Linked DNA regions of Homo sapiens: region 1 is linked to region 2. Evidence: chromatin loops called from intact Hi-C (ENCODE). Cell type or tissue: PC-9. All regions are shown on one strand.

Region 1 (8,000 bases), 52 kb before region 2:
TGGTCTTCAGGGGCTGCTGATCCAGAGCTCACCTAGTAGAGGGCTTCTCTCCCTCAACACTGGACTCGGCAGTAGGAGCTCTGGGGCAGCCCAAGGCCACAGCTCCCAGTATCATGGTTCATATTTCCTGCAGGAAAAGTCTAGGGAGCCTCCCTCTTCCCCTAGTCCCCTGCCAGCTTCTGGGATGGAGTCCTGGGGCTGCTCTGAGAGCAGGGGATTCCTGGTAGAGGCCTGGAGACCCGGCTGTCCTGAGATCATGTGTGAGGGACTTTTGGAAACTGCTGCACACACTGCAGCCATGAGGGCTGATTGTTCCTGGGTTTACCCTGCAGGAAGCAGGTGACAGTAACCAATTTTGCTGGAGGAACCTCTTTTCTTGTATCAATCTGCTTCGGATCTTGAACAAGCTGACAAAGTGGAAGCATTCAAGGACAATGGTAAGTGAGTCAGTGTAGTCAGCAGGCTTGGAACTTGGAGCTCAAAGAAGAGTGCTGGGAGCAGGGAGTCCCCAGGGTGGGGCTCACTGTGCCTTCTCACTTAACTTTGCTGTAGCCGTATCCTTGCATTTTAAGGGCCAATTCCCAGTTCCTTGATGAATTGAACTGGAAGCTGGAAGAGGCCCAGTCATGCACTGAAACAAATCTACATTTATAGAAGAACTTTTTCCATGTCGTCTTAATCTTGATTGGTAACATAATCAGGGTTCTGAGAATCTTCCTTAACTCTGGGTCTGTGGATGCCTTTGGGGTGGGGAGGTCCTTGAATCCTCTGATAACTGTGTGTACATGTACACCGGAATGTTTCTGGAAGGAATCCATAGCTTTCTTCAGATTCCAAAGTGACACATAGTTAGGGTGACCAACCATCCTGGTTTGTCTGGAACTCTACTGGTTTTAGCATTTAAAGTCCTATGTATCAGGAAACTCTTCAGTCCAAGGGAAACTGGGATGGTTTGTCACCCTGACAGTAACTTCCAAAGGGTTAAGCAGCAGTGTGACCTGGGATGTATGCATTTATTTTTGTCTTCAACTTGGGCTGCTTGCTTGTTTCCCTTCCCAGATGCTGGTGGTGTTCAAGTCAGCCCCCATCTTGAAGCGGGCCCTAAAGGTGAAACAAGCCATGATGCAGCTCTATGTGCTGAAGCTGCTCAAGGTACAGACCAAATACTTGGGGCGGCAGTGGCGAAAGAGCAACATGAAGACCATGTCTGCCATCTACCAGAAGGTGCGGCATCGGCTGAACGACGACTGGGCATACGGCAATGGTGAGACTCTGCACTCAGCCAGATTTGGGTGGGAGTGTGTCGGGAAAAGTGACATCTTTCACTCCCTGCCCGTGGTACTCAGGTACTTCTCTGCCCTGAGCTTCCCCCCAAGGAACAGGAAGGAGCCCAGCTCCTGCTTTTGTAGCATCAGGATGGGCACTCTAGGAAGGACTTTGAGAAGCTACCCAGCCTTGGCATCTGCGATCATCCCCATCTCTCCTTGTACCTCCAAGTCATTCCTTTTCTAGAAATTGTCATAAGACTGTGTCCCCTCTTTTCATCCCCATTTTGGCCACCTAAACTCTTACAGCTCTTGACTGACTTCCCTGCCTCTAATTTCTTCCCCTCCATCAGTGTCTCAGATTTCCCTAGTGATCCTTTTTTACTTTGATGTTTTTTAAAGATAGGGTCTCGCTCTGTTGCCCAGGCTAGAGTGCGATCCTGGCTCACCACAACATCTGCCTCCTGGGCTCAAACTATCCTCCTGCCTTAGCCTCCTGAGTAGCTGGAACCACAGGCACATGCCACTGTGCCCACCTAATTGTATCTTTTTTATAGAGACAGGGTTTCACCATGTTTCCCAGGGTGGTCTTTTTTTTCTTTTGAGACAGAGATTCTGTCGCCCAGGCTGGATTGCAGTGGCACAGTCTCAGCTCACTGCAACCTCTGCCCCCCAGGTTTAAGCGATTCTCCCCCCTCAGCCTCCCAAGTAGCTGGGACTACAGCTGCACGCCACCATGTCCAGCTAATTTTTGTATTTTTTGTAGAGATGGGGTTTCACTGTGTTAGCCAGGCTGGCCTCGAGTTCCTGGCCTCAAGAGATGCACCCACCTCGGCCTCCCAAAGTGCTGGGATTACAGGCATGATCCACTGTGCCCAGCCTTCTCAGGGGGTTCTTGAACTCCTGGGTTCAAGCGATCCACCAGCCTCGGCCTCCCAGAGTGTTGGGATTACAAGCGTGAGCCACTGCGCCCGGCCCCCTAGTGAATCTTTTCAACATGCAGATCCTGTGCTGTTACCTCCCTGAGTAAAATCCTTCATTAGCTTCCTATTTCCCTTAGAATTAGATTCAGACTCAGGCAGGGCATGTGAGGCTCCCTCGTCCTTTTTCATTCTCCTCCTCTGTAATCTGACCCAGCTTCCTTTTCAACCTTGTTACGGGCTGTCAGTCCAGCCTCCATCATACCCAGAGCTCCAGGCACAGGGAGTGCTCAGTCCCTGAACATAGCCGTGTGGTTCCCACTACTAGGCCTCTGCAGGCACTCTTCTTTCGCCCACAGTGTGTCTCCCCTGCCCACCTGGGCTGCTCTGTGTGTGCGTGTTGCTGCGTTGTTGCGTTTCTGGAATATACCACCATGGCTGAATGACTGTGTCTGTACTCTCAATGCCCTGTGAATGTGTGCAGGCCCACAGTGGCACACGGTACCTGGTTGGGGAGTTGAGAGAGAATGAGCAAAGGAGAAGATCTCCAGGTTCCTCCCTCTGACCCCAGAGAGCCAGGGAGAATGCCACTTTGAGAGAAATGTGTTGTACACATGGTTCTCCCTCTCTGGGTCTACATAATCCCTACAGTATAAGCCTCTTTCTCAGTACCTCTGGCTTTTCTGCTTGTACTTGACTCTCCTTTGGATCTAGGAAGGAATTCCTGGCATCTTTCTGAGGATGAGCTCGGAGGTATCCTGCTCTTAGTTGACACTCAATATTCCTGGCCAGTGAATCCATGGGGAGCTGCTACAGGGCATGGCTCCTAACGGTGTTTCTTCCTGCTTTGTCTCAGATCTTGATGCCCGGCCTTGGGACTTCCAGGCAGAGGAGTGTGCCCTTCGTGCCAACATTGAACGCTTCAACGCCCGGCGCTATGACCGGGCCCACAGCAACCCTGACTTCCTGCCAGTGGACAACTGCCTGCAGAGTGTCCTGGGCCAACGGGTGGACCTCCCTGAGGACTTTCAGATGAACTATGACCTCTGGTTAGAAAGGGAGGTCTTCTCCAAGCCCATTTCCTGGGAAGAGCTGCTGCAGTGAGGCTGTTGGTTAGGGGACTGAAATGGAGAGAAAAGATGATCTGAAGGTACCTGTGGGACTGTCCTAGTTCATTGCTGCAGTGCTCCCATCCCCCACCAGGTGGCAGCACAGCCCCACTGTGTCTTCCGCAGTCTGTCCTGGGCTTGGGTGAGCCCAGCTTGACCTCCCCTTGGTTCCCAGGGTCCTGCTCCGAAGCAGTCATCTCTGCCTGAGATCCATTCTTCCTTTACTTCCCCCACCCTCCTCTCTTGGATATGGTTGGTTTTGGCTCATTTCACAATCAGCCCAAGGCTGGGAAAGCTGGAATGGGATGGGAACCCCTCCGCCGTGCATCTGAATTTCAGGGGTCATGCTGATGCCTCTCGAGACATACAAATCCTTGCTTTGTCAGCTTGCAAAGGAGGAGAGTTTAGGATTAGGGCCAGGGCCAGAAAGTCGGTATCTTGGTTGTGCTCTGGGGTGGGGGTGGGGTGTTTCTGATGTTATTCCAGCCTCCTGCTACATTATATCCAGAAGTAATTGCGGAGGCTCCTTCAGCTGCCTCAGCACTTTGATTTTGGACAGGGACAAGGTAGGAAGAGAAGCTTCCCTTAACCAGAGGGGCCATTTTTCCTTTTGGCTTTCGAGGGCCTGTAAATATCTATATATAATTCTGTGTGTATTCTGTGTCATGTTGGGGTTTTTAATGTGATTGTGTATTCTGTTTACATTAAAAAGAAGCAAAAATAATTCCCGTTGGCTTGTCTACAGGAAATATGGCCTCTACGTATCTCCTCCAGGTCTAGAAAGTGGTTTTTTCTGCTAGCATTGCTGGTCAACGCTTGTCCTTGTCAAGCTGCCTGCCTTTCCCATCCTGGGGGAAGAGGAGAGAGAGTTGGCATTTATCCAGTGTAAGTTAACCCCACAGTAATCTGGGATTGCTCTAGCCCAACTCCAGGGCACTAGGTTACTTTACTGACACATTGTCCTGCACCCCTGGGTTTGCTGTAATTTCAGTAGGAGCCCCAGGTTTCTCTGGATCACATCACTGAGCTGGCCTCAGCCAAACCAGTGTCAGTGCTATGGAGGGAGGGGCTAGGTCAAAGCAAGGGGGTCTGCTGCTCTAGGTCCTCCCTGGGGCAGGTGGTTGGGACTGAGGGGAAACTTCAGTACTCAGAGCCTAGGAAGCAGACCATCAGGAGTCAGGTTCACGGTGGGAAAAAGTGTTGGAGGGCCCAGGAGCCCCCTGTGGCTGAGAGAAAAGCAAGGAAAATCTTTGTAGTAGGTGTCAGTGGACACCTGGCGCCTCCACTTTGGCCTCCAGACCCCTGGTTTCATCTGCCTGAGAAGATATTAGTGTTTTGATGCTGGTGAAAGGAGTGTTTCCTTTTTAGAATTCCTGGAAGCTCTTATTTTACCTGTAGGCAGTTGTTTTGTAGGTTGTTAAATCTCCAAGGGGTCTTGACTTGTAAAGGAAACATGTTCTGGGGAGCATCTCCCCTTCTTTGGGTCTTGTGTTCATGCCTGCCTGGCCTGGGACCTGCTGAGCCTCAGGACAGGCCTTTTGATGTGCCAGCATGGTTAGGGACAGCAGGGGTGGAAGGCAGCAGTGTACTCCTGATGGTCACACAGCTGTGAGATGGGAAGTCCCATCTGTGACTGATGGGCCCTGTGCCCCAAAGTAACTTGTACAGGACAAGGGAATTGACACAATTTATGTGTGGATGATGGATTTTCTGCTATTTCTTTCCAGGACTGACAGGAAATATGTATCTTGAGATTTCAATTAGGGAGAGATGGATTTTTCACATTCTTACTCTCCCATGAAGCCTGAGTCACTGAAACTGCGTGGTCGAGGCCTGTCTCTCCTCTGACCTGCAAAAGAGAATGCAGGACTATCAAAGCTGCAAGGGCCATAAAGCCTGGGCAGGCAAATCCTTTCAGCTGTAGGCCCAGGAGCCAGCCTGGGGAGAGGAAGGGGCTTCTCACAGCCACAGAGTGTATTAGTGGCAGGTTGGCCATTTGAACTCAGGTCTTTGTACAGAAATGTCTTTTGGAGCCACACAGTTTTTGTGGCTTTTTAAATCTCATATGGGTCATGAAATGGGCAGAGTACATGAAGACCCTTTGTACTTTGATTGAGTTACATAAAATGTTGTTTATTGCTAAGCAGGGTCAGGGTCCACTGCTCCTTCAATCCACCGAGGGACAGATTACCCTGAGGCAGTATCACTCTAAGGATGGGAGCTGTCCCTTGTTAATCGTAAGAGTTACCACTTATGGGTTGCCAAGTAGGTACCAGGCACAATATTAGATGCTTCTCAAAGCCTTATTTTCTACAAAGCCAGCAAATGCTGAGTACTTACAATGTGCCAGCCAGCGTTCTAACCACTTGATGTATAATATCTTACATATTCCTTGTGATATCCTGAAAGATACATGCCATTTTAATCCCTATTTTGCACAGGAGAAAACTGTGGCACAGAAAGGATAAAGAACTTGCCCAAGGTCATATAAAGGCAAGAGCCAGGATTCAAATCCAGGCCTCTGTCTCAGCGCACGCATTTTTTTCACTCCCTCACACCCTTTGCTATTAGTCATTGTCATACCCCAGCACTTACCACCAGTGCCTTCATTTGCTCATTTATTCACCACAGCCAACACTTCACATTTGCTCTAGCATCGTCCCCGGCATGAAAGATTCATGGTAAATGTCCATTGCTTTAGGTCCTAACTGGACCACCTAAGCTTAGCCTTAGCCTAGCCTCTGATGTTCCCTGAATATGCCCTCCTCAGGGTAACTTGGCTGTTGCTGCCGTCTTTTTTTCTTTTCAGCCTGAGCCTAAATTTTTTTCTCTTCTGGGTCCCAGAGGACTCTTGTGTTGGCTGCCCCTTCTATACCTGTTAGGCTCATTTCCCAGGAGGCTGGCTTCCGTCTGTCCTCAAAGAGCTGACTTCTCAGAGGAGAATAGTTGTTACATTCATTTGGCACTTGGCACAGTCAGCCTCAGGCTGCTGGCTATAAAACAAGGGAGGAGCACCCTTTGGGAGTGAGACAGCCCTGACTTTCAATTCGGGCTCTGACATTTACTCACTGAGGGACCTTGAGCTAGTCAATTTCCAAGGCTCAGTTGACTCATCTGTAAAAATTGGTTTAATAATAGCCGTATTGCATGGGCTGAGTAAGATTGTGGAAATGAACCTACATGTCTGGCTGACAAGGGATGACAATAAATGGTAGCAGTTCTTAGTCTTGGCAATGGCCCCTCAAACTCTAATGTTCTATGAATTTGTACCCATTTCCTATGTCCCCTAGAAGACAGAAATCCCTTTCAAGGACCAGAACCATGTCTTAGGCCTCCTTAAAGCCCCTGGACCTAGCTGGCTGCTGTGAATCCAGAGGCATCTCAGAAGAGTCAGCTACTCGTCCAGCAACCTGCCATCACACCTTGAAGGCCTGTTGGGGCCAGGCCCTGTGGTAGATGCCCTGGATATCCAGGTTACTAGGATACCACACTCTCTCACTTCTCTCGAGCTCGCAGTTGATGGAGACACAGCCATAAGAGCAAGTAAAAGCAATAGCATGATAGGTAACAGACGTCTGAAGGGCTTACCACAGGTCCCACTGGTCCCAGCCTCTTAGTATTGGAGGAGAGATTGCTGGGGGAGCCAGCAGTCGCTAAGTGGGAAGGAAGGGGGCTCCAGCATCAGAATCAAGGGCTCTGACAGCTGACGCTTGATGCTCACCACCTTCCAGGTGAAATGCCTGGGATGAGCCTGTGGAGGAGGCTGGGGCAGGGGAAGTCTTTCCTCTGCTGGATAAAGGAAATGTTAGGGTCTTCCCAGTTCCTGGCCATGCTAGACTCTTCCCATCTGGAGCTGCAGAGGGTCTGCACTTTGGGGTTGTAATTCAGGTTGAAGTGTAAATGGGAGAGGTGGGGAAGGAGGATTGAATGCCTTGCATGAGAAGCATTTCCAGCTGCTGACTGAGGTGGGCAGACTAGACTGATGGGCCCCCTGGCTGTGGCCCTCCAGTCCTGACCTGGTGTCCGTGTTTCTGCCAGGACCAAGATTTAGGGCTCTGGCATCTTCTCTGGGGGAGACAGGAGCCTCAGCAAAATGAGCTGGGATTTCAGGAGGGGCCACTTCCCCTTTCCCTTCCCAGAAGGAGTGGCCAGAGCACAGGCCTGGCCTTGAGGAACCACTGGCCTGGGCGGAGGTCTGAGGTTAGCTCTGGAGTGAGGCTGAGGGCAGGGTTATCTGGAGACGGGGCCGTGTCTTAGGGGTGTGTGGGAGGAGGAGGGACACAGCTAATGAGAAGCAGGTGGAAGGGCTGCTCATGCCCCAGGCAGGGGACAGGCTGGCTGGGATGGCCCAGTAAGTAGGAGGACCTGTCACCTCACAGACAATCCCACAAAACAGGCTCCGGGATACCCATTCATATTCATTATATGTGAAGTGGGCGGTTGTAAAGTTAGCTTTCTCTTCATTTAGCTGTCACTGGACAGAAAAATATGAGCTGTGGGCAGATGCCCCTGGATGAGAGCCAGTAGCCAGTCTCTGGCCTCTCTGTGCCCTCCCCTAGGAGCCCCCGACCCCGCCATGGGTCCCCTCCTGGCCTCTGCCAGCCTCTCCCACTCTTGCTTCATTGACCTCTGGCTCACCTTTATTTTTTCTCCTGTCTCTTCCCACTTCTGGTTTCTTTGTTTGGGTTTATCACAGATCCTTTCCT
Region 2 (8,000 bases):
GAGATTCCTGCCTTGACCACTCTGAGACCCTGAAGCAGCTTGGACAGAAGACCCTATCTGTTAACCTATGTGATTCCTACCAGATCCCATTCTAGGGCCGTTGGTTCCTGTCTGGTAAAGAATCCGGTCTGGCCGTGACAACTGCCTTTGCCCAGCCAAGGGGCTGGAGGGTCCCAGTTCTGAAGACTCAATGCCTGGCACATAAGCTTAGTCAGGACCCAGAGGCAGAGTGCTAATTTCTGTTTCCCTGCAGCCCCATCCTGGTTGGAGGGCTCTTCTTCCTTCCCAACTGGGCTACCAGCAGGCAGGGAGGGAGGCCAGGGCCACCCCACATGACTCTCCCACCTTGTTTCCTGGCCTCTGGGACATCACTGCAGATGCACCACTCCCAACAGAGTCTGGCGTTGATGGGCAGCTGCCATCCTGCCAGGAACCTGGTGCCAAGAGCTTGGGCTGTGGGACTGGCCCTCAGCCTCAATTCAGCCAGACCCACCCATCACCTGACCCATGCCCACTGCCTCTCAGGCCTCCTTTGAGTACCTTGTGTTCAGGCCAATTGCAAATGCCAGAGATAGCTTCAGGCCAGCAGTTATTGAATCTGGGGTCCACGCTTCTGCTGGGTGGGAGACAAAGGGAGGCAGTATTTTGGAGAGGCCAAAGGAGAGGCAGGGCTGACAGCTGGCTCTCTTGTCTTTCTCTAGTTCTCTCCAGGGCAAAGACCCCACGTAACATTCTTGCCAGCCCCTACCACCCCCAATTCTGGTGCCAGATGCTCTATACTTCCCACCTTACCATGAGTCCTGTCCCTTCCAAGACACTTAACTCTTAATCAGGTCCCTGTTAATGAAAGTAATGGGGTGACTTGTCTGTGGGTCCTAGGAGCATTTATTAGGTAATAAACTTAATGTACAAAAGGTAGTCAGTCCAGTGTGATATTCTTGCAGTGGAAGAGGCACTTCAGGGCAGAAGCTCATATTGGTGACCCCTGGGATGGCCATCAGCTAGGATATGAGGCTGCTGGTCCAACAGGTAGTCACTTGGGTTTTGATACCAGGAATGACTCCACTGAAGTAGTTCTGATGGTCTGCTATGGAGCTTGAGGCAGCCCCTGATCGGACCCGTTTTTCCATACAGTCCATGCTGCTCATGGGACCATCCAATCAGCTGTTGGCTGGATTTAAATATTCTCCCTCTTGCTTTTGGCTCCAGCTTGTTCTGATGAGTGGCTGCATGTGGCTAGTGCTACCAGCTAGAGGAGCAGGAAGTCAAACAAAATAATAGGCCAACCCTAACTGTAACCCTAACCCAACATCCCACCTGCCAACTGGACTTCCTTGGGGTTAATCAAGCCTAAGTCAAATCCAAGTTTACTAGCCCCTTGTTCTGTTCAGCTGTAGTTTAGTCTCTCTTCCCCTAACAGAGATCTGTCTTACAGGTAGCTCAGTTCCCCCAAGCCCAGCTTTACTCTGTTCCCAGCTTTCTCACTCTTTTTCCCTTGTTCCTTCATTTTGGTCTTGGCTTCCTCTGGGGCAGATGTCATGCAGCTTGTTCCATGTCATCTTCTCTGGCAGGAGCCTGCTTTCCTCAACTGACAGAAGGGGTCTTGTTAGCAGGAATCTCACCCAAGGACTCGCCTTAGCACCCTTAGGCCAAGAGTCAGGCTGAAAGGCTAGCACAAGCTGCCCTGGTGAAAGACCAGCCTTTGTATCTCGCCAGGAGCAACAAGGACTCTCTCTGGTCCTGCACGATCCATGTGGCAGCATCTTTAGATTGGCCACTGGCTTCTCCACCCACACCTGGCTGTAGACTTGCAAGACCAGCAAGAGCAGGAGGTGTTCAGGGCAGGGCTTTGTGGGCCCCTTCTTGGTCCTGGCTTTTAATGCATCGTGTTTGATCTTTGCCACGTGGTGGAGGGTTCCTGTCGCTCTGGTTGATGACACAGATCTTCAAGGAAGCAGTCACCCCTGTAGGAAGGGGAACATTTATCAAAGCCATTCCCAGGGGGGGTGCCTGCCAAGTCTAGGCCCTCAGCTGGACCTTTGTAGAATGTCCAGAATATAGCTACCATTCTGCCTGGCCCAGGAGGCCCTCTGCTTCTCCATCTAATCTGGCCTAGATGGGAAGAAATCTTTTTTTTTTCCTTATTCTTGCAACCAAGATAAAATTGTAGATTTTTCAGGAAGCACTTTAAGAGGAAACAAAAGGGAAAAAAGTACTCAAGAACCACATGGAGGCCAGTGGCTCATGCCTATAATCCCAGCACTTTTATCATCCTGAGGCAGGATGATAAAATTGTAGCGATCCTCCTGCCTCAGCCTCCTCAGTAGCTGGGACTATAGACACACACTACCATGCTCTGCTAATTTTGGTATTTTTATACAGATGGGGTTTCGCCTTGTTGCCCAGGCTGGTCTTAAACTCCTGGGTTCAAGCCATCTGCCTCTTGGCCTCCCAAAGTGCTGGGATTAGAGGTGTGAGCCACCACGCCCAGCCTGTTTGGTATGTTTAAATGCATGGCAGTCCCACAGCTACAGGTTGAAGCAGACTACTTTTTGCCAGCTGAAATCACACAGCCCAGAGTGCAGACGGGCACAGGAGATGCCCCTGTGTTGATCATGATTAAAGCACCCTTAACAGAGATGATGGGCCACCAGCCACACCATGGGCAGTGTCTCCTCCAGGGCACACCAGAGAAGGCCATGAGGGAGGGAGAAACTCACTCTTGGCACCATAACACTGGCTGGGGTCCTGGTGTTCCGAGAGCCCCAGTGGAGCTCAGAGACAGTGTGGGAAAGAAAGCCCCCTGCTGATCCCAGCTTAGGTTAGCAGGGCATGTGTGTACGTGCGTTTGCGTGTGCGTGTGCATGTGTGTGTAAGACAGAGTGAGTGATAGCTGTGGGCTGCTCCTTGGGGACTCCTGTGCTTGTGCCCTGCAGGGATGCAGAAGTCTTGGCTCCAGGAAAGAGCTCTTCTGTGAAGGTGACGGCCCTGCCTGTTTCCTGACTGCCTCGCCTCTCACTCCTTTGCTGCACTCCAGCTCACCGAGTCCCACACTTCCACATGGACTTGCGTGTGCTGGGCCCTCAGTCAGGGCATCCTTCTTCATCAGGGCAACTCCTGTTCCTCCTTCACACCCACCCAAGCTCCCTCCCAGGTGAAGCCTGTGATCAGGGCCCACCTCCTGCTGGAGTTAGAACTTCTTTGCCTCCATAGTAAAGTTTACTATCCTGTTCCTGCTTCAGGGCCAGGCGATGTCTGTGCTCAGACCACGACCCCGAAGAGGAGGGCAGGAGTATGGCTGGTGATCTGCAGGAGGAGGGGGCTGGTCTCCACGTGAGACCTTGTGCCCAGGCCCCAGGCTGGCTTGGTTGGTGTCAGCTGCTGGACTGGCTGGTGAGGTCACCAGTGACATCTAGTGGTCACAGCAGGCTACAGCCCGGTGAGGTTTTCCAGCAGTTGTGAGTTCCATGTGGTCTCTGGAGCCAGGTTTCTGATCTGCTCCCAGCCAGTGTCTGACTTCTCCAGGGCTCTGGGACACCAGCACAGGGCAGGACTTAGGTTGTCTGGTGTGAGGACTGAGGCCTTTCAGATATTGGACTACCCACTGTCAGCCAGAGAGGGCTGGGACTGTAAGTGATGTCCCCTGGGCTCCTGTGGCCCCATGAGATCTGCTGCCTTCCTCCTGCTCCAGCTCCTTGGCCCTGCAGGCCCCAGGCTCAGGTTCACCTGGGCCTCGGCTCCCTGAGACCCGGGAAGGGAGGAGGCTTTAGGGCCCTCATGGGAGAAGCCCCAAACCCATTTTGGTGCAGCTGCTGAGACAGCCAATGCCAGCCAGTGGATGACAGGCAGGGAGTGGGCCATACCTACTGAGCACCTACTATGTGCCAGGCACTATGGAGGGCAGCCTGGGTCAGGGGCCACCTAAAGAGCTGCCGGTCCTGTCCTATGCTAGGCCTGACAGGGCACAAAGCAGCCCTCTTCCTCAAAGGGGTAAGAGGTCCCTGATGACAGCAACAGGAGGTGGCACAGGCTGAGTGGGGTCTCCAGCAGCATAGTGGTGGGCCTGGGGCAGCCCTTGCCACAGGGCTGTGTCTGGTGACCTGCCAGTCTTCACCTCACCATTGCAGGTGCAGGCACATCATGGGCGCTCGAGACACACTGTTGAGTGATGCGGCTATATGGGCTGGAGGCAGCAGGTTATGCTGGGGACCACAGCTTTGTGCTCTCAGCTTCCCAGATTCCACTTTCTCTACCAAAGTTTCCCCGTGAACCATTTGCAGACTGTAAGGAGAGCGGGGAGGACTGTGTTCTTAGAAGGGAGGCCTGTAGCGCTACTGACTGCACTTGGTTTGCATGAACTGTCCCTTCATGCTCCTGCTTCTCCCACCCCGCGCCCACCCCAGTTCTTTCCTTTTCTACCTTCTTCCCTGGTGCTGCTCCCCTGCCTGCACTTTTTATCCCATCCCCTTTCCGTTGTGTCCCTTCCACTGTTCACCCCTTTCCAAGCACTTCCTACACTCGGCTTTCTTATTCTCCATTCCTTCTCCGTTTCTCTGTCTTGCTTTTGCTCTCCTTCTCTGTCTCCCCAGGTTCTGCTCCATCCCAGGCACCTTCCTTGGAAGGCCAGCCTGACATCATTAAAGTGCAATAACTTCATCATTTTCCAGGGAGTGAGGTGGGCAGAGGCTATAGTTTATCTTCTATATGAGCCTTTCCTGTGGCCCCTGGGAGTGGTTGTGAACTTCCCACCTCCTGGGGCCCCTCTCAGCAGTCAGCAAAGGCCTCTGCTTGCCGACCTGTGCAAGCAGTGGGGCCCACCCCGGCCTGTGGGGATTCACACTTTGGGCACAGTTCTAGGCACAGTGGGATCTTCATTCACTGTCGAGGGGTGACAGTAAGAGCTGCCGTTTACATTTATCAATTAAATCTATACGTCTGGGTGTCTTCATGGGTTGGATGCTGTGTGAGGTCCTGGGGGTATGGCCTACCTATTTTGGCCCTCACAGCAACCCTGCAAGGGAGGCTGGGCAGTGACCACACTCCCGTTAGACAGAGGAGGAAAATGGGGCTCAAGGAACAGGATTGCTCAAGGCAGGCCCCAGGCCGGCAGCTGGACACTTGGCTTTTATCCTGAGGAGTTCACACCCTCAGCATTCAATGTCCAGTCCGTCTGCTCAGGAGATTGCAAAGGGCTTCTGAGGAACCCAGATGTTCACAGACCTGTTCCGAAGCACCCTCCCACGCCCATCCATCTTCCCTGCCGGACATTGTGCTTGTTTCCCAGTGACACAAATTGCATTTGCAGTTGTTTTCAAGATAGCCTAATACTATCCAGCACTGTCTGCACACATTGATTCCTTTCCCCAAGTCACCAGACCCACTCATTCCCAATAATCTTCCCCCCTAATTATGGCAATCATTGTCTGATTGCATGCTCCGATTACACAATTACATTTTCTAATGCTAATTGCATAATTATCACAAGCAATTACATGGGAAAACATAAAATTTCCAGGCTCCAAATGTGATTTGAGGGTCCAGCAAAGTGCCCCCACTGTCCCCCTTAGGAAAGGCAATGGGGTCTCCTGGGCACAGACACAGCAGCTGGGTAGTGACCATCTCTCTCGGCTTCTCTGGGCACCACTAATTCTGAAGCTTCTATCTTCATGGCCCAACTAGGACTCTCTAGAACAGGTAGCCTGGTTTAGAAAGTGTGGCCCAGCAGATATGACTCTCTAAGCCCCAGTCACAAGGGCCCCTGCCTGCACGCAGCCGCTGGTCTGGGAGAAACAAAGCCTGAGCTGTGGTGCTCATGTGCTTCTAGAAGCCCAGGCCCAATATGTCTTCTTCAGTGGCTTCCAGTGTCCTGGGCAGTGTCTGGCTGGGTGGATGGGTCTGAGGAAGAGATGCTGGAGGCAGGCAGTTGATTTTCATCTTTCTGCTTTGCTCAGGACATCTCCCATGGTGTGGCCCCAATCCTGTCCATCTGATGGTTTGTCCACCACTGAGTCCTCCCCTCTAGAGGCTGGGAGTGCCCACATGGCCAAGGAGAAACCTCATCCATCCCCCTGCTCCCTCTGCAGAGAGGCCCTGCAGTAAGAGAGTCCACAGGTCTCCCCCACACTGTATGTACAGGTACATTTACAAATTCTATCTTATTTCAAATGCACCAGGGGAGCTGGCTATTTAAAGAAATGCTATAGAAGATCCTTTGGTAAAGACTGGCCTCACTTTCTGATTGATTTTTTATGTAATTTTGTATTTTCATCTCTCTAGGGCAGGAGGTGGGGGTGAGAGAGAGGCTGCAGGCGGGTTTATGTCTTTCCACAGCCTGCTGCACTGGACCTGCCCTGCATGCCCCTGGATGGCTCAATGTGTCTCAATTTTATCTTCTTCATTTGACAGGCGGGTATTCAAGGCATTCTGTGTACCAGGCTTGTGTTGGAAGCGTGGGACACAAAGGCAGAGAAGACCTAGTCCCAGTCTCTGAGAGCTAATGAGGTGTGCTAGATGCATTCACGTAAGTAAGTTCAAGGGGAGCAATGGTTGCATGGAGGGAGGTGGGATTATCTCTTCCCAGGGCTGGGGAGAGCAAAGAAGCCTTCATGGAGGAGGTGATTTTCAACCTGAATTTTTTTCTTTCTTTTTCTTTCTTTTTTTTTTCTTTTCTTTTTTCTTTCTTTCTTTTTTTTTTTTTTTTTTTTTTTTTAGAGGCAAGATCTTCTTATGTTGTCCAGGCTGGTCTTGGACTCCTCAGCTCAAGCTATCTTTCTGCCTTGGTTTCCAAAGTAGCTGGGACTATAGGCATGCATTAACCTGAGTTTTGAAGGATGAGTTGGAAGAGTTCAAATAGGACAAGCAAGTAGAGGAAACGCAGACTGGTGTGGCTACGGTGGAGGATGCCAAGTGGGGAGGCACGAGGCTGGGTGACAAGCAGAGCCCGGCCAAGGAGGTCAGTTTTGATTCCAAAAGCAGAGGAAACTAAACTGGATGGTGTTACTCAGAGGAGTACACAACCTTGCTTTTATTTTGGGAAGATCCCCTTGGCTGTGGTATGAATGGACCCAAGGCGGTGGGACTGGTGGAGGAGATGAACTATGGGCTGGAGGGAGTTGACAGCCTGAACCGGTGGGCAGTGGGGATGCAGAGGAGGAGGAGTGGGTTTCGGAGACATTTTCAGGGAAGAAGGGAAATAACAAGGGGGCTCATTTAGTGGGGGAAAGGAGAGGAGGAAGGAAGTGAGGAAGGGACGGAAGGTCAGGGAATTCCTGACTTGTGAGCTCTAGTTTCCCTATGGACTAGAATATGAGTCACCCGGCAAGAGTGAACATGGGGCTGGGGTGAGGGGTGAGGGCTTGCTGAGTCTGTGGCATCTATGGATATTTCTTTTCTTCTTCTTCTTTTTTTTTTTTTCTGAGACAGAGTCTCGTTCTGTCACCCAGGCTGGAGTGCAGTGGAGTGATCTCGGCTCACTGCAACATCTGCCTCCCGGTTTCAAGCGATTCTCCTTCCTCAGCCTCCCGAGTAGCTGGGATATTAGGTGCGCGCCACCACGCCCGGCTAATTTTTGTATTTTTAGTAGAGACGGGGTTTTACCATGTTGGTCAGGCTGATCTTGAACTCCTGACCTCACGATCTGCCCGCCTCAGCCTCCCAAAGTGCTAGGATTACAGGCATGAGCCACCGCGCCCGGCCCCATGGGTATCTTCACCAGCTGCTCTTGGCTGCCAGCTTCCAAAGACAGGGACAGAGCTTGCAGCCACCTTTGGGCGGAGTTCAGGGCTGGGTGCTGTGGAAGGGCAGTTCAGGAAAGTCCAAGGATGTTGACAACAGCATCATGCCACTGTAGCTTCCAGGCAGGTGGAAAAGGAAAGGAGGTTAGGTGGGAGGGAGGGAGAAGGTGAGTGAGAAGAAGGGCACAGTCGAGCACAGAGCTGGTGAGAGTTGAGGGGATCCCTGACAAAATCAGCCCACTGGCTGCGAGACGTTATTCAGGTCTT

Evidence for each region. Peaks named below come from ENCODE experiments on the same cell type or tissue, not always from the same donor. Only the 100,000 strongest peaks of a DNase experiment are listed, where the experiment ranks them.
Region 1: a loop joins it to region 2, with 11 times the contacts of the local background. A loop is called at or near these places in 102 of 110 quality-filtered maps.

The regions. Positions count from the first base shown.
Region 1 is chr1:110,050,624-110,058,623 of GRCh38, forward strand. STRIP1 (striatin interacting protein 1) reads left to right here. Exons shown (of 21, transcript NM_033088.4): 19 at 333-437; 20 at 1,060-1,264; 21 at 3,042-4,018. The coding sequence ends at 3,289. Among named protein-coding and RNA genes, the nearest start is that of ALX3, 16 kb to the right of the region's middle. In PC-9, CTCF peaks have their summits at 3,407 (motif pointing right) and 3,615; a DNase peak (open chromatin) is centred at 3,392; H3K27ac peaks cover 2,250 bases.
Region 2 is chr1:110,102,894-110,110,893 of GRCh38, forward strand. It overlaps LINC01397 (long intergenic non-protein coding RNA 1397), which reads left to right. Exons shown (of 4, transcript NR_126382.1): 2 at 5,952-6,135; 3 at 6,406-6,520; 4 at 6,712-6,826. Among named protein-coding and RNA genes, the nearest start is that of UBL4B, 5.5 kb to the right of the region's middle. In PC-9, CTCF peaks have their summits at 3,415 (motif pointing left) and 3,624; a DNase peak (open chromatin) is centred at 3,398; H3K4me3 peaks cover 620 bases; H3K27ac peaks cover 3,299 bases.